Linked DNA regions of Homo sapiens: region 1 is linked to region 2. A link is a loop called in an ENCODE intact Hi-C map of the cell type or tissue named here. Cell type or tissue: ascending aorta. All regions are shown on one strand. Links, peaks and the distances in the headings refer to the core of each region. The heading gives the core; the rest is flanking DNA.

Region 1 (9,210 bases), core at 745-8,744, 53 kb before region 2:
AAAAGCAGCAAATTACAGGAGAAACATGAGAAAAGTCACATCTAGTTTGTCCAAAAGACATTATCTCTTTATGAGGACCTATTTTATTAATGTAACTGTTTTTAAATAGGATTAATCAACTTTAATTATAACTTATGAAAAGTGCCGAATCAGGTCAGTGGGCTATATAAAAATACGCAAGGTCATTAGAAGCTTATTGGACTTGTTGAGTATGGGTTCTTTTCTTGAATTTTAGTGATGATAACCTCACACATAGTTAAGTGAACTTCGTGCCTGAAGATGGGGGTCCTGCCTAGACAAATGAGCAAAAATGTGTCTTTTTTCCTGAACTGGAAAAGCTAGTTTACAGAGTGATGACTTCTTTGTGATTAAAGTTACCAGTTTCTGTAAGTATGGAACACATCGCTTCTCCATTAAGTTGGAAGCTTGTTAATCAGCTGATTTTAACGTTCACCATTACACTGGAGTTTTGGGTTCATATTTAGTTCTTAATCTTTCTATCATGTTTAAGTTTCTCATGATCTTCAGAAATAAAACTGGAAGAAATGGATGTGCATTCCTTTCTCTCCTGATTCTGTTATTTAAATTGGTAATCCTACAGGGTTTCTGTTTGATTTTGTTTTGTGTTTTTGCCCCACGAGAAAGCTAAAGAAACTTTTTGACATTTTAAAGATGAGTGTGTACTCCTCCCTTCCCTTTCCCCTCCCTCCTCCTCCTCCCTCCCTTTGCCGTCCCCTCCCCCTCATTTCTTGGAAATTTGACTTTTTTTTCTGTCATCGGTTTGAAATTACTTTATTCAGTTATATCATTCTTTCCAAGTTTCAGCTTATTTTGTAAGCAATTCTCTTTTTTCCTGTTCTCATTACCACTGTTGTTGATCTTGGTCAACAGTGGTAATGTTCTCGCTTTGAAAATAATTTTCAGGGGCCTGTGTTTCTCAGCCTCACTAAGTGGCGTGAAGCACTGGTTAAACAGAAGACAGTTAAGTAGCTAGTAAGCCAATAACTGTCATGGAATAGACAGAGACAACACAAGTTCTGACATAGATCAACCTAGTTTGTGTATAAATACAAATTTAAATAATATTTAAATAGAAATCTCTATTTCAGTGGTCCCCAATTTTTTTTGGCACCAGGGACTGGTTTTGTGGAAGACAGTTTTTTCATGGACCTGTGGGAGGAGGGGATGTGATGGTTGAGGGGATGATTCAAGCGCATTACATTTATCATGCACTTTATTTCTGTTATTACTGCACTGTAATATATAATGAAATAATTATACAACTCACCATAATGTAGAGTTAGTGGGAGCCCTGAGCTTGTTTTCCTGCAGCTAAACAGTCCCATCAGGGGGTGATGGGAGACAGTGACAGATCATCAAACATTAGATTCACATAAGGAGCCTAGATCCCTCACATACGCAGTTCACGATAGGGTTCACGCTCCTGTGAGAATCTAGTGCCACCGTTGATCCGACAGGAGGCGGAATTCAGGTGGTAATGCAAGCAGTGGGGAGCAGCTGTAAATACAGATGAAGCTTCACTCTCTAGCCTGCACTTACTTCCTACTGTGTGGCCTAACACGCCATAGACTGGTACTGGTTTGTGGCATGGGAGTTGGGGACCCCTGCTTTATTTAATCACTTATAACTTATAATCACTTAGATGCTCTAAGTCATCTGGGGGGTGAGAAGGTTGGAAAAGAAAAAGTACATTAGTGAGTGAGTAAAGATTATCTGGGATTGTTTCTTAGATGAGGATCTATTTGATGTTGGTGTTGGTCTACTGTGAACTAAATATAACTGCATTGGAGCCTAAGCGCAGATGTCTGCGTCATGGTTTATTACTCCTGTGTTCGTTTCAAGGAGCTCCTGTGATACCTGCTGTCTCCACCTAAAAAAAAAAAAAAAAAAAAAAAAAAAAACAGTAAAAATAAAATAATCAATTAATTCTTCCTCTTGCTGGTCTGTCACTCAGTCTAGAGTGCTGTGGTGAGACCATAGCTCACTGCAGCCTTGACCACTCGCCTCAGCCTCCCATGTAGCTAGGACTACAGGTGTGCACCACCAGGCCGGGCTAATTTTTTTTTGCAAAGAGTGGGGGTGGTCTCCCTGTTTTGCCCAGCCTGGTCTTGAACTCTTAGCCTCAAGCAATCTTCTCACCTCAGCCTCCCAAAGTGCTGGGAACACAGGTGTGAGTCACTGCACCCAGCCTATTTATTTATTTTTAATAATTAAGTTGTACATAATAATATTCATGATGCACCTGCATAAGACAGGTTTATTTTATTATCAGATATTACCTCCCATATTGTATGGAATTTTTAATAACAGTTGTAGCTGATGCTCCATTTTGTAGTCTGATAGTTTCACTTTGTCATATTTTTATCTATTTCTATGGTCTTTATAAATATTTTTGAGGCCCTCTTTTATTATGAGTAAATTATTCAACTAATATTGAATATCAATTTCTGATTTTTAAAAAAATTAAAACTAGTGAGTGCTAGAGTGAGCCTTATCTTTTACCTACTGATTTTTTGCTTCTGTTAAATTATTTCCTTAGGCTAAATTTCAAGGAATTGTATAATTAGGTCAAAGGAAATGATGTTTGCAACTCCCATATTCATTGCAATGTGGCCAGTATTAACTCTGCTTTTCTTTTTTAAGTAACTGCCACCTGTAGGTTACTTTAATGCAGTGTTTTACAACCTTGGCTGCACATTAAAGTCTCTGCAGGAGCTTTAAAAAACACTCATGCCTGAGGACCACCTCTAGAGATTTTGATTTGATAGATGTGATATGCCATCTGGATGTAAGGATTTTTTTTTTTTTTTTTTTTTTTTTAAGACGGAGTTTGACTCGCCGCCCAGGCTGGAGTGCAACGGCGCAATCTCGGCTCACTGCAACCTCCGCCCCCCAGGTTCAAGTGATTCTCCTGCCTCAGCCTCCCAAGTAGCTGGGATTACAGGCGCCCGCCACCACACCTGGCTAATTTTTGTATTTTTAGTAGAGACGGGGTTTCACCGCATTGGCCAGGCTGGTCTCGAACTCCTGACCTCAGGTGATCCACCTGCCTTGGCCTCCCAAAGTGCTGGGATTACAGGCGTGAGCCACCATGCCCAGCCTCTGGACATAAGGATTTTTAAAAGCTCTCCAGGCAATTTCAAAGTGCAGCTAAGGTTAAAAGGTTACTTTAGTGAGATTGAGCTTAACATTGCATCTGAAAATTGATTTATTTGTTGAATCAGGTTGGTGGCTTAAATCTGATTCAGTAAGAGGAACCAACTAAATACTTTGATCACATCAATAAATTTATACGTCTGTCTAGTATAAAATTGATTTAACTTTAATTTTTACTAATCTTGTGAATGTTGGTATATTAGATATCGATGCATCTATAACTAATACAGTGGCAGTATGCTGAAAATCACTTTTTTCGAGATCTTGAAACCAGTACAGTAAGGTAGGACTAAAAAATACAACTTTGGCTATTGGAGTGATGTAGTATTCCAGAAGTTATGGACTCATTGAGAAAGGGAGTGAAGTAGCCCCTCAGGATGAAAAGCAAGAGAAAAATGACCATAGACGCCATGGACTACTAACTTCTGTACCCATATCCATAGTACGCAATGATCTAGAACTTGCACACTAGTCTCTCAAAATGTGTATTTTTAAAATTATTTATATTTTTAGTTTCGTCTGTCTGCATTCTCTGCTACAAAATAGGCAGCAGAGGTAGGTTTGTGTTTTGGTTTAGATTGTTGATCCAAATGCTGGCTGGCTCCATTACTTAGTAGCTGTTAGGCAAGTTACTACATTTCTCACAACTTCAGTTTCCTGACCTGCAAATTACGGTAATAATATTCTCCTTCACAGAATGATTACGAGAGTAAATGAGATGATGTGTACCAAATGCACAGTTCAATATCTGATACATTGTTAAGCAGTTGATAAATATTAACAATAAAAGGAAGTGGTTATGTTGTGGAAATAGAAACCAGTATTTAATGAGTACTTACTAGTAGTATGCATATTAAGAATATATATCTCGGCCGGGCGTGGTGGCTCACACCTGTAATCCCAGCAGTTTGGGAGGCCGAGGCGTGCGGATCACCTGAGGTCAGGAGTTTGAGACCAGTCTGGCCAACATGGCGAAACCCCGTCTCTACTAAAAATACAAAAATTAGCTGGGCGTGGTGGCAAGCGCCTGTAATCCCAGCTACTTGGGAGGCTGAGGTGGGAGAATCGCTTGTACCTGGAAGGTGGTGGTTGCAGTGAGCTGAGATCGTGCCACTGCACTCCATCCTGGGTGACAGAGTGAGAATCTGCCTCAAAAAAAAAAATATATATATATATATATATATATATATATATCTCTGTCCTTATATCTTAATCCTTGAGCCTCTGTAAGAAAACTGCTGTTATCCCACTTTCCTTTTCTTTCTTTTCTTTTCTTTTCTTTTTTTTTTTTTTTTTTTTTGAGACTGAATTTCCCTCTTGTTGCCCACGCTGGAGTGCAATGGCGCGACCTCGGCTCACTCCAACCTCTGCCTCCTGGGTTCAAGCGATTCTCCTGCCTCAGCCTCCTGAGTAGCTGGGATTACAGGCATGCGCCACCACGCCCAGCAGGTTTTTTTTGTTTTTTTTTTTTTTGTATTTTTAGTAGAGATAGGGTTTCACCATATTGGCCAGGCTGGTCTCAAACTCCTGACCTCAGGTGATCCACCTGCTTCGGTCTCCCAAGGTGCTGGGATTACACGTGTGAGCCACTGCACCTGGCCCCCACTTTTCTTTAAACAGATAAAAAACTCTGGCTCATAGAAGCGAAATAATTTGTCTTAGATCAGACCATGGTATAAATGGGATTCTACTCAGACTTTAGCACCTGTACTTTTCCCATACCACACTATGATTTAGCCTCTAGGGAAGTCTCAGTTGAACATAATTAGATGAATTTGTAGTGAATTGGTATTTTTTTCCTCGTAGGAAAAGGTAGGTTGGTGTCAATTTTGTGAACAATATGGTGAGCAATGTGGGCATGCCATTTTCCAGCCTGTCGGAATCAATATTGTCCTTCATTTGAGTAGAATGTGCTTGTTTTTTTTTTTTTTTTTTTTTTTTTAAAGACGGAGAATGAGAATTTGGGCTAGGCAGTTTGTCCAACATTTTGTCAGTCTCTTCAACGCTCACTATTCTGTTGATCAATGTAGCAGATGGTGGACTTTGGAACTTTTTATCAGAGAATGTGTGTTGAGAAATGTTCTACTTGGAAGGAACATTCCTTTGACTCATAAAAAAATTTTTCTCTTAAAGACCTCTTTGCTCCTTGTTGCATTCAAATTACCCTGAATACTTCCTGCTGTGGGCACCGCATGAACTGTTCCTACAAAAGCCAGCCCTTTCCACTTAAAGTAGTGCAGCATTATATAAGGGGGAGAGCACAGGCTTTGGGAGCAGCCCAACCTGGATTCAAATCTATTACTTGTTAGCAATGTGCTAAGTAAGAGGGTGCTAATATTTATTGACTGCCTACTGTGTGCCAGGCATTATTAAATAATTTATTTACTATCCTCATTAATTTCCACAACAACTTTCTTTGCTTTTTCACAGCAACCTTTTAAAAGGACTGTTACATTTTTTATAGGTCAAGATGCATGCTCAAAGAGGTTAAGTATCTAGCTCAAGTTCTCACTTCTTGTAAGTGGTAAAGTTTGATTTTGAACTGAGGTTTATCAAACTGCTAATGTATGTGGTATACCTTGAACAAATATGTTAATATTTCTGTTCTCAATTTCCTCATCTCTGAAACCGGAATACTACCACTTTGAAGGACTGATAAGAGGATTAAATTAGTGTACTTAAAATTTTCTGTCAGTATCTGTTTAAGTAGATACTCAAATAATACTAGTTTCTTCCCTACCTTTAGTAAGTAATAATAACAGAAGAATGAAGCAATTTTCACCTCTGCCTTTATTAAAATGTTTTACATTTAACTTTGTATTTTGAAAAATTTTGAACTCAGAAAAGATGCAAGAAACGTGCAATGAACTCCTATATATCCTTCATCCAAATTCTCCGATTCTTAACATTGGTTACATTTGCTTTATCTGTGTGTGTATACATATACATATATAGAATTTTACTGAAGTCTTTGAGAGTAAGTTGCAGAATCATGACCTTCTGTTCCTAAATATTTCAGCATATATTTCCTAAGAACAAGGACAGTCAATACAGTAACAGTGCATTTATCAAAATTAGTAATTTATCATTAATACAATAATCTAATATATAGTAGTTTATATTCTACTTTTCACCATCTGCTTAATAGTGTTCTTTTAAGTATTTTTCCTCCTGATCTGGATCACACACTGGATTTAGTTGTCATGTTTAGTCTCCTTTGCCACCTGTGCCTTTTGAGCCATTACTGCCACTACATTGGGTTGTATTAGAATTACTTCCTTAGATTATCTGTCTCTTCAGAGAGTGATGATCTCAAACCATCTTAAACGTTGTGAGTAAAAGAGAAGAATATTTGTACTCTTCTGCCCTGGAGTGAAATCCCAACAAATACTTGAGTAACTGTGTATGTCAAGAGATTGTGCTGAGTGGTGGAGATCAGCAGGTCAGGAGATACACGGTCCTGGTTCTCAATGGGGCTTCCAGATGAGTAAGATTGTTATAGTGCAGTTCAGCAAGTCTTGCTGAGCTCACAAGAGAGACTGCTCCTGGAAGTGTGCTGGAAACTAGATACAATTCAGGGCTCCCAAAGGATGTTTAAAAACAATATTAATTACCTCATGACAGGAAGATTGAAAATTTCAAGGTAATCATATTGTCAGCTTTTCATATCTTAAAGTCTGTTTTGAAATCGGGTTGAATGTGAAAATCTAAGAGACTTTAACACTGTCTGATGTAGTAGTAATGAAACAATGCCTGTACTGCATCATTGCCACAATTGGTGGTAAAGTACCATTTCGTTTATTCAGGGTGATAGTTTCCTCATTGGAATTAAAAAAAAAAATCAGAAGGCAGTAGAAATCTCTATGGACCTTCCTGCAGTATTTATATTCGTTCATCTACAGATCTTTCTTTCACTTGTTTTTTGTCTGGTTTTTTAAAGTGTCAGCTGAGGCTATGGTGCCTCTTAATTCACCAACTGAAACAACCAGAATTTCTAGTGCATTTGGTTATGCTTTCCTGTCCTGCAAGGCCTGATTTGGTTACAATATAATCTTTGTTCACATTTTTCAAGGTAAATTTTAGATACCCAGCCATAGTCCTCTTTATGGCAGAAACACAAGGCTGACGGACAACTTAATTACCAACTGTAGATGTAGGAAGGGCTTCCAGTCAAGAGAATGCTGAGTAGTTATTTTACAAGTCTAAAGGAGACTGAATGTGGAAGATGGATTTAAAATGGAAATGTGGTAGTAGTACATAAAGAAATTCTGTGCTAGAATTGTAGAGCATTCAGATACACCTAGGATTCTAGGTATGGGCCTCATAGTTCACCTAAGAAGGAGAGTGGACAGAGAGAGAGCAGGGCCTTGCCTTTCCTTCCCTCTACTGGTCCTGTCACACATAGCCACTCTATTTCTGCATATGATTTTATCTGAAAACATGCAGCTACTTAGAAGTTTGAAAACTAGTGTCTTAGTTGTATTTGTGAAATTGTACCAAGCCATGGTCTCTCAGGTTCCTTGCAGCTCTGTATAAAGCCTCTGAGCTGCTTTATTCACAGGTGTTTGCTGTCCATTGGTTGCATACTTTGGGAACATAGGTGCATGGTAACATTGGTGCATGGTAACATTAAGTTAGAGCATACTGTGAAGCAGATGATGTTGGAACTAATGGTTCATGTGAACTATTTGTACTATCACTACCAGTGCTACAGAGAGACAATTCACTTTATTTATACTCTATTACAGTGTCTTCAAATGTTCATCTCAAATCAGGTACATTTTGATCAATGCTGTTATACCATTTTATCATAATTTAATTTGCAACAGTTTTTTGCCTTAGTGGTACATAAGATGATGGTGCCTTTACAAGTAATAGCATCTTAATTTTGATGAAATATGCTATATTTAGTGCATAAGATGCCACACATATAAGGGTAAAACTCCTCATACATTCTTTCCTGCTTTTTTGCATCTATGAAGGTGGCAATAACTTCAGTAAGCCAAACTGTGGCTAACAGTAATTAATATTGAGACATTAATGTTGAGACAGATGTCATGTATCTTTGTAGCTCTAGCCTCTAGCATAGTGCCTACCACTTAATAGGTGTTCAGTAAATGTTTCATTGAATGGTCTTTTAATATTAGTTTATGAGGCTAGACCATTAAAACAAAGTTTTAGTTGGGAGTAATTAGAAAAAAGAAAATAACTTACTTTTTTTTTTTTTTTTTTTAAATGGAGTCTCGCTCTGTTGCCCAGGCTGGAGTGCAGTGGTGCAGCCTCGACTCACTGCAACCTCTGCCTCTTGGGTTCAAGCGATTCTTCTGCCTCAGACTTCTGAGTAGCTGGGATTACAGGTGTGTGCCACCACACCCGGCTAATTTTTTATATTTTTTGGGTGGAGACGGGGTTTCCCAGTGTTAGCCAGGATGGTCTCAATCTCCTGACCTCGTGATCTGCCTGCGTCGGCCTCCCAAAGTGCTGGGATTACAGACGTGAGCCACTGTGCCTGACCGGAAATGACTGACTTTATTCAAGAGAAAAATAATTTGTACAAGTAAGGCAAGTAATCATAGTATATTACTTAGATCACCTGTGTACAACATTTCTAGATGCATAGTAATGTAGATACTGAATACTGATCCTACCAAAATTGTAACTTTTAAAATATTTGTATATATTTAAGAGATACAAGTGCAGTTTTTTGTTTTTTTGAGATGGAGTCTCGCTCTGTTGCCAGGCTAGAGTGCAATGGTGTGATCTCGGCTCACTGCAACCTCCACCTCCCGGGTTCAAACGATTCTCCTGCCTCAGCCTCCCGAGTAGCTGGGACTACAGGCGTGTACCACCACACCCAGCTAATTTTTGTATTTTTAGTAGAGACGGGGTTTCATCATGTTGGCCAGGATGGTCTGGATCTCTTGACCTTGTGATCCACCCACCTCGGCCTCCCAAAGTGCTGAGATTGCAGGCGTGAGCCACCACGCCCAGCCACAAGTGCGGTTTTGTTACATGGACATATTTTGTAGTAGT
Region 2 (9,210 bases), core at 618-8,617:
ATATTTAAATCCAGTTTTCATCAGTCTACAACTACGCCAGAACTACCCTCACCAAGATCTATGAAATATTTGCCTAGCAAAATCCGGATCTTGTATTTGCATGACGTTTTTACAGCATTTCGCACTGTTTACTATCCTTTCTTTGAAATACTTTCTCCATTTAGTTTCCTTGATGCCACTTCTGTGTGTTAATTCCCAAATCTGAATGCCCAACCTCAGCCATTCCCCTGAGTTCCAGTCACACACTTTCAACTGCCTACCATGGCTCTGCTCAGATATCTCTGAGATACCATGTCTCAGATTCACTGTGTCTAAAAGTGAATTCATCATCTGATCTCTCCCCTGCCACCTACTTCTGCTGCATTCCGCCCTTTACCTAGTTGTTCAGGACAGAAACCTAGTCCATCGTCACACTTCTTTTACTTCTGCTCCCACCCCAATGCCCAATATCCTGTTAATGTTAAATATTTTTGGACTCTCGGTTTCTTTTCTTGAGCTCTGCTTTCAGCAGCTGAGTTCACACTGCCATCATTTCTCACCTGACTTCTCTAACAGCTTTCTGACTCATCTGTCTCTAAGCTTGCTCCCTTCTGTCTTTTGAGCGTATTCCAGAAAAATATATTTTTGAAATACAGATGCGATCCTGCCTTTCCCTTGCTAACAACTCTTCGATTGCTTTTCCTATTGTAGCGACAATACACTTGTGAACACAAGTAACATGTTCAGCTGGGGCTGGCCTCATCCTTTGTCTCTGTGCTCTTTCTTCCCTCTGGGCCTTATGCAGTCTTCTGCCTGAACGTAGACACAGGTCAGTCTCTCTAGCTTTCCTTGCCTGCCTCCCTACAGCACCATCCACACATATACACCCTTTGCCTGGTTAATTCCTATTAAGTCTTCCATCAAGTCTCAGATTAGTAATATACTGTAAGGGCCAGTCTCAAACATGATTGTAATTATTTAATATCCATTTTGTTCACTGCCGTATCCTCGATGCCAAGCGTACATGTTTAATAAATAGTTGCCTAATGATTAAACTTTACTGAAAAGCTTATTGAAGATTTAGGGCAGTGACATGGAGTTGTACTATACAGTCCCAATAATGTCACAGATTTTCCATGTGAAATTTCCTGGTTGTTGTTGAAATTGTTAGTTACTCTATTTGCCATGTTTAGTGTTCTTGGCCCTCAGGTTTTAAAAGTTCTAATGTATCTTAAAAACATGTTAGGAAAATTTGACAATACATGAAACATTTATTATGCTTTGAATAGGTGCAGTTTATTATGTGTAAATTATACTTTAGTAAACCTGTTTAAAAATTACCTCATAATAAATACTTTTCAAGATCTAGATTACCATCTGAAATAGATTTTTTTTACTGGTGGTTTTGTCTGAATCACATACGCATTTTGCACTTGTATATATACCAACTATTTGGGTGGGAAAAATAGCATAAGGTTGTGAATTCATTTGAATTGACTATTTGATGGTATAGTTATCATGTTTAAGTAGATCAAGCGTGGTGGCTCACACCTGTAAATCCCAGCAGTTTGGGAGGCCGAGGCGGGTGGATCATTTGAGGTCAGGAGTTCAAGACCAGCCAGGTCAACATGGTGAAACACCGTCTCTACTAAAAATACAAGAATTAGCTGGGTAGTAGTGACACGTGCCTATAATCCCCAGATACTCAGGAGGCTGAGGCAGGAGAATCACTTGAGCCTGGGAGGCGAAGGTTGTGGTGAGCCAAGATTGTACCACTGCACTCCAGTCTGGGCAACAGAGTGAGACCCTGTCTCACAAAAAAAAAAGAAAAAAAGAAAGAAAAAGTAAATGTGGAGAGAACATATTCTTCTTACCTTAATGCCTTAAAAGGGATGCTATTATTTATAGTAATTTTACTCAAAAATTTGCACTTACGGGCTTCATGAAATTGGTAAGATTTCTACATGTGAGAAGAAGTTCTTGTGTCATTGTACTATTATGAAGTAGCTTTTGTTTTTGTTTTTGTCAGTGCTGGACTGTCTTATGTTCTTGTGGTCATGCTAAAAAGAAATGTTGTTAGAAGATTCAAAACTATGAGTAAATATGGCTTATAGTTTTATCAAATACAACAGTCTTTAGGATCTGGTTTTAAATAGACAACATAAATGGTTATCAAACAGTACACTGCATGAGTAGTGTCTCATTTCCCTTTTGGATAGCATTATTTGATAGGTTGAATAGGAGAATGCCATACATTTAGTATGTATTAATTTCAGGAAGAAGTTTTATTAATTATTCTGTATTGTATAGAAGATGGAGGTATGGGACTCAGAATTCAGTTGGCTTTGTAGCTGATAGACCAGCATTTTACTTAATCTTAGGAGTGCTGGGGCCGGGTGCGGTGGCTCACGCCTGTAATCCCAGCACTTTGGGAGTCCAAGGCGGGTGGATCACGAGGTCAGGAGATCGAGACCATCCTGGCTAACACGGTGAAACCCCGTCTCTACTAAAAATGTAGAAAATTAGCTGGGCGTGGTGGCGGGCGCCTGTAGTCCCAGCTACTCAGGAGGCTGAGGCAGGAGAATGGCATGAACCCCGGAGGCGGAGCTTGCAGTGAGCCGAGATCTCACCACTGCACTCCAGCCTGGGCAACAGAGCCAGACTCCGTCTAAAAAAAAAAAAATATATATATATATATATATATTAGGAGTGCTGATTGATGGACAGATGTCCTACCAGGGGAGGCTTTTAGTGATTTAATTCTGGGTTCCATCATTAGCCTTGCTCTTCAGATTTATGAATGATACAGAGTTTGGAGAAACAGCTGTTACTTCAGTGATGGAATTTAGGTTCACTATACTCTCTTAAGGCTAAAATGATAACTTTAAAACAAATGAGAATTTATTTGAGAGAATATATCTATACAGAAAGCTATAAAGTAGGTTTTAAAACAAAATCACAAGATTATAGTTTAAAGGAGACCTGATACTGTAAGTCACACTGAAAGAAAATATATGGGAAGTAAGTTTATTTCACAATAAACTTATTCTTCTAGCGGTGTAATATGTGTGTCAAGAAAACCAATTTGATCTTAGTTATCCCAGTGTGCACCATGTCAGAGGATTTTGTTTGGGGCATCCACATCACAAGAAGTACACTAACTAGAGAGCACTCAGGTATTCTGTTGTCTGAGGAGCCGTTGTGGGAATCATGATTCGAAAGAGAAGCCTGAAGAGGGTGGTGAAGCACGACGGCCATCTTTAAATATCTGAAATGCTGCCAAAAGAAATAATGAATGTTTGCTCCAAAGAGAAAAGCCAGATCAGTGTATCTGTTCATTTTCAGGAAGACTTGGGTAGCAATATCCAGAGATCTTTTAGTCTGTATGTTTGGTTTGTTCATTCTATTTTTGTAAGATATTACTATAGAGAGAAACTTTTAAAAAGTGGAATGTCAAATATTGAAATGTTGGCAGAGAAGTTGAGTCCGTTTAATGTAAAATTAAGAATCACTTGGCATTTTTATTTTTTAAAAAACATCTTTTTCTGTCCTTTAGCATTTATGTAAAATCAAATGTAGGGATATTGATTATGAGTAATGAATCCCAAGTTTTCTTTCCTCAAATACTAACTTTTCTCTGTTATAGTTTCATTTCTTGGGGGATTTATCAAGTGGCAAAATTAGATGTAGTGGAAAGACTGATTTACACAACTGAGTTTAAAGCAAATCTGTTTTATTAGCTGTGTGATGTTATATAACTGACTTAAATTCTAAGTGCTACTTTTCCTCATCTGTAAAATAGACAGTAAAATTTCACCTTACAGGTTTTTATGAGGAATCAATGAAATTGTACCTGTGGAAGCACCTGGCAAACAGGAGGTATTCAGTAAATGTTGTGGTTAATAAATCTTGCTCCAGAAGACTTGTCCTCAAGATTAAACTATCCTGTCACTTTTTCCCAACTGAAATTTTGATTCTGCCATCTCCCTTTCTTCCTTCCTCCCTCCTTTTATTTCACAAAGCTGTTGGTAATTTTAGTAGAATTTAACATTTGTGTGTATGATCCATGAGACCTTGTTCCTGTAAAGAGCACAAGTTTACGAAGATACTTTTTTCTTATATTGTTCCATATTAGTTTGTTGTTATTTTAATTGTTGCTATTATTGTCAGTTAGCTGCTGCCAGTTAAATTGTCTTAAGTTTTCTTCTTGCAAAGATAGTAAAGGGTTAAGGAAAGGAGCTGTTGGCTACTGCTTGCTACTAATTTGAAAAGAAATGGTGGTTATAGCCTTCTAGGTCTCTCCTTCTCCTTTACCCTTTTACTGTCTTGTAATCTTCAAATCTGTATGTTAGTGAATGCTAGGAGGGAACAGTAGACCTGCTTCTCCTGGAGCCATAGTACAAGGAAAGCCTAATTGGAGACGATCCTTTGCAGCCATTGTAAAGTATTTTCTTCTTTCACCTCTCAAATATTCATTTGTCTTATTTGAAGCAGTCTATTATCTAAGCAGACAGGAGTTGCTCAAGTGGAGGCTAAATGTTTTATCTGTATTCTAATACATTTTACCACCAACATATGTGTAACTCTGGATGGATCACTATATTTAAGTTTAGATTAATGAAAATTGTTGACTGTGGTAAACTTTTCCTTCCTTCCCATTTCATGTGAAGAACAAAGGTAGAAAGTGTCATTATGCAGGAATAATGTTTTCTGCAAGTTTTAAGAGAATGTCTCAATTCCTTTTTCTTTCTCCTCTGAAACTACCGTATCCCATGAACTATATGGCATGTGATAACTTCCTAGTCTCAGACTGGCAGTATATAATATTAGAGCAAGAAGGATCTTCAGATATGACCTAGCGTTGAATCTCTAATTTTTCCATTCTGGAAATCTTGGTCCAGAGGGTCAAACTAGTATCTCCCAAGTTGCTCAGTGAGATAATGGCACACCTAGGAAGACAAAGAACCCTTGATTTTCACTTAGTACCTTGTGTTCTCTGCAGAGAGTAAAATTGATCATTGATGAGTCATTAACCAGTGTCCATTCACATGCTGCTACTTTATGTTCACTTTGGGGTTTCAGGAAAAAATACATAGTAGCAGAAGATGAGCCCTACCCCTATCCCCACACCCCCACAAAAATATTCACTGGCCTTTGGTGTTCTGTTTGGGTCTTCAGCATCCCCCACTAGGTGGTGTCCTAATTCAGAAACTTTGCTGTGAGACTCCAGATGGGCTTCTGCCCTAACTGGAACTAAAGCAGCCACAGTGTTGACCCATAAGAATGCTTAAACAATTTGGTAAGGTGCTAGATCTTGTAGTTAAGTAAATCAAATGAAAATTTAATTCATGAACACAAATGCTATAGCTAAATTAAGATGTATAAAATATTTTTATATTTCATTTTCTGGAATCTTTAATAATTGCATGTTGGCCCTGTGGCATGAGACAGATTAAAAGCACTGGTTGTTTTTAAAGAATCTGGGACCATTTGTGTGGATAGAGGGCAGGATGGAGGCTGCAGAAAGAAAGGAAAGACAATTAATACTGTAAGTAACTACTGTTAAGTAGTATGGCTGTAAATAATAAAATATTTTACTACAGGTTCCCCAAATTAAAAGAAAAGGGAAATAAACTCAGAACCTCCTTTAAATTTGTAACTCTCAGCTCTGGTTTAGATATGAAATGATTGGTTGCTGTATTTCAAAATCCTGGCAGAATTACTGTTCAATGGTTCCAGATGTTTTTGATAAAAACTTGGAATTGTCACATCAACTGCAAAAGCACAAGACTGCAGATTCTGTCTTCTGTTGGGGAGTGCTGAGCAGATCCAGAGGGGAAAGCAACACAGACTCTTTTTTCCACCCAGAGCATTTGTTTCCCACCCAGGGTATTTGTCCTCCAACAAGGAACAGAATATGTAAGGAATTGTCCTTTAATATGCAGAAAGAGCAGGAAATCTAGCTTTCCAGCCTGTGGCACAAAGCCAGAAGTTAGAAATAAAAAGGTTAGTCTTTATGTCTCAAACAGTAATCTAGGCTCTTTCAGAAAATTATATTATTTTGAAACAAGTTTCTCTCTCCTAAAAACTTCCTGAAGACAGACACCTTGTTACCTATTTATTTTGCTTGCCTCCACTAGAAGTCACAAAATATCTGTTACATTGTTATAAATTATCTGCATGTAAGTCACTGGACAGGGATAGGGTAGAAAAGCTTTTTTGTTGTTGTTGTTGTTTTTGTTTTTTGTTTTTTGAGGCGGAGTCTTGCTCTGTTGCCAGGCTCGAGTGCAGTGGCGCGATCTTGGCTCACTGCAACCTCCGCCTCCGAGGTTCAAACGATTCTCCTGCCTCAGCCTCCTGAATAGTTGGGACTACAGGCATGTGCCAACATGCCTGGCTAATTTTTGTATTTTTAGTAGAGATGGGGGTTTCGCCATGTTGGCCACGATCTGGATCTCTTGACCTCATGATCTGCTTGCCTTGGCCTCCCAAAGTGTTGGGATTACAGGCGTGAGCCACCGCGCCCAGCCGGTAGGAGGGTTTTAATGGTGATTAAACCATCTCTGATCCCTAGAGAGACAGATGCCTGGGAACCTTGGAAGCAGGAATCATTTGATTCTAATTAAAACAGAAGGGAGTGGCAGTGAGGAACAAACCATATTGAGGACAGAGGGGAGGCAGCTCTGTGTTCAAAAAAAGAAGAAGGGCGAGTTCTACATTCTAGCTTGGTGAAAGCTTTTACAGAAAAGATAATAAAGTATCAGTTTATCTATACATTCAAGCCTAAAGGCTCTTTCTGTCTGTGCCCTAGACCACATAGTTTGGAAGTATTTGTAAATCTCTGGTCAAGTTCCCATGCTTTTGATAAGCCTGAGCAAGAATTTTATTTACAACTTTTAAATCTCTGTCAAATCGTCTTGTTTCTACTGTTTTGTAGCCTCATTTGTAATGAAAAGCAACATCTGTTTCACTGCACATGTTGGTACCACTACAGAGCCAAGGCTCACTTGGGGCACGAGAAGGGGAGGGGTTGTCCGCCTTCATTCCTCGGATGAACCAGTGAGGAATAGGGAGATAAAACCTTATGGCTTTTATTTCAGAATAAAGCCTGTATGTAGCTGGGGTGTATTAATAGAAAGTTGAGGAAGACGTTTACAGTCTTCTTAGCAGGGTTTGCTGTATTTCCCTCCTTTAAGCTGGTCAGCAACTTGAATATCTGGCCTGAGGACACAGCAACTCATCTATACCCTTTTTCTATATCCGTTTTTTAGCTCCTGAAAAACCTTTTCACCAACTTTGTTTGCAATGTCAACAGAAATGTAGGTGTTAAATCTCTCCTCTCCCCTTCTGTTGTGGTATTTGAGCCACTGCTTTCACAGCCTAGCTAAGGACTACTCTGGACAACTCAAGGAAAATGTCAGCAGCTCCTAGAAAGAGAAATCCTTTTTTTTTTTTAATCCCTTTTTCTTTTGTTTCTTCACTCCTTTCTGCTTTTTGCTTCCCTCAGTTCCTCATCCTTTTCCCTCCCAAATCATTCATGATCCAAGTAAGAGAATGTCTCAGGTGAGAGAATGCATTCTGAAGTAAGTCTGTCCCTGAGAATGTTAGATAGAGTGGGGGGCTAGAAGGGTCTGGAATAGTAAGAAAACAGGCAAATGAAGTAGCAGACCCACAATTCAAGACCCAGTTAGTGTGCATAGAAACACTGAAGAAGTCCCAGCCAGGCAGCTATACTTAGTCGCAACAAATATTAACATACACAGAACTCCTTTGTTCCACTCCTTTTCTTTTTCATTTTCTTTAAATCAACTCCATCATCCCTTCTCCCTCCCCAAAAATAAAGCTTAACTCTTGATAATTTTTAAACTTTATCAGACACATTTATAGCCACGTCTCGATCCTAGAGACATAACTGCAATATTTGGCTGACATTTTTCTCGTGTTAAATCATTGCTTTGCATTTGGCAGGGAGGTATAGTGTATGCTTTGGGTAGTTTCAATTTTCTGTACCTCACGACAAGTCCATTGTACACGCTTGTGGTGTTTAGTATAACACCCCCCTTCCTTTATTAGCATACTACTCTGACATCAAAGAACTGAGCTGCATCTTGCAATGCCTGACAGAGCCTTTTTCATAGGGGTGGGAGGAGGAGGAGGAGGAAGAAGAAGCGGGTTGGAAAAGGAAGCCTTGTTTTTCTCTTCGTCTCGGTAGATGAATCATGTTCCCACAACTGCAATTGGGTTTTCAAACCTCCAAGGCTGCGGGTGCGGAGCTGAAAGGGCAAGCAGTGACGTTCTTGAGAGAGAAGGAAAAAGGGAGGAGGAGGCTGGCTAGGGAGGGAAGGAGGGAGGGAGGGAGTACAGCAGGAGTGGTCTTTTATTTTTTTCCCTTTTACTCTGCTGTCCTTAGAGATTTTCAACTTAAATCAAAACCAAGCCCTACTGCCTGGTGAGCAAGAGAGATTCCAAAGACTTTACTTTGAAAAGCATCTCCCAGCTTCTACTTTTTTTTAAGGAAAAGTAGATTTTCTTTGTCTTTGTTTTTGTTTTAAGCAAGAACAGAATCTAATGACTTTTTTCATGCCATCGCTTTGAAATAGCGTCGTCTTCCTTTCTTTCTCTCCCTCTTCCTGGCAAAGTATATACTGGATTTTTATTGCCTTCTTGGGTTTTTTTCCCTACGTGTATCGGCCGTTATGCTTAGCCAGTTTATTCTTTATTTTTTTACTGGAGTCATTGCCAGTGATGGAAACGGTGTTTGCTTCTCTTTCAGTCAAGATCTGCACAAAGTATAGCATTAGGTGGTATTTATTGTTTATATTATGAGTTCTACATTCATCTTTCCAGCACTCTGAAGTTATCAGCAAGTTCTCAGTCAGTTCAAGGCATTGGATTCTGCTTGATTTCTTTTTAATTCATTGTTTTTGACCCCTTTGAGAGTTTTAATAGAGAGGAGTCTGGAAGGCAGAGATCTCCACCACCTAACCGTGAGAAATTTGGAACTAAGGACTTGCACTGGTCCCCAAGTTAACAGTGGATATACTTCCTGCATTTTCTCTGTTCTTTCTTGCATTTGGGCAAAATGTATGAACGGCACAAGAGGCGCTACAGCCTCTGTGACATCTCCAAGGTGGACAGGACTGTGGACGTGGTATTGCTGAAGGTAAGGGGGGCTGCACCTCATGCATTCTGAAGCTCTGCAGGCTGTTTTAGCGCTTTGAACCCGGTAGC

The links. Hi-C counts contacts between places; a loop is a spot of excess contacts. Peaks named below come from ENCODE experiments on the same cell type or tissue, not always from the same donor. Only the 100,000 strongest peaks of a DNase experiment are listed, where the experiment ranks them.
Region 1: it touches region 2 in a loop (4-fold over the local background); 4 of 110 quality-filtered maps call a loop at or near these places.

Annotation. Positions count from the first base shown.
Region 1 is chr15:85,558,236-85,567,445 of GRCh38, forward strand. The region is part of intron 5 of AKAP13 (A-kinase anchoring protein 13); the gene reads left to right. Among named protein-coding and RNA genes, the nearest start is that of AKAP13, 180 kb to the left of the region's middle. In ascending aorta, for the core only: no CTCF peak of the experiment used is centred there; a DNase peak (open chromatin) is centred at 5,373; H3K27ac peaks cover 1,462 bases.
Region 2 is chr15:85,611,031-85,620,240 of GRCh38, forward strand. The region is part of intron 8 of AKAP13 (A-kinase anchoring protein 13); the gene reads left to right. Among named protein-coding and RNA genes, the nearest start is that of LINC02883, 140 kb to the right of the region's middle. RefSeq lists enhancers at 941-1,110, 1,390-1,559, 6,931-7,100 and silencers at 5,103-5,152, 5,213-5,262. In ascending aorta, for the core only: a CTCF peak has its summit at 5,171 (motif pointing right); DNase peaks (open chromatin) are centred at 6,451 and 8,241; H3K4me3 peaks cover 2,707 bases; H3K27ac peaks cover 3,258 bases.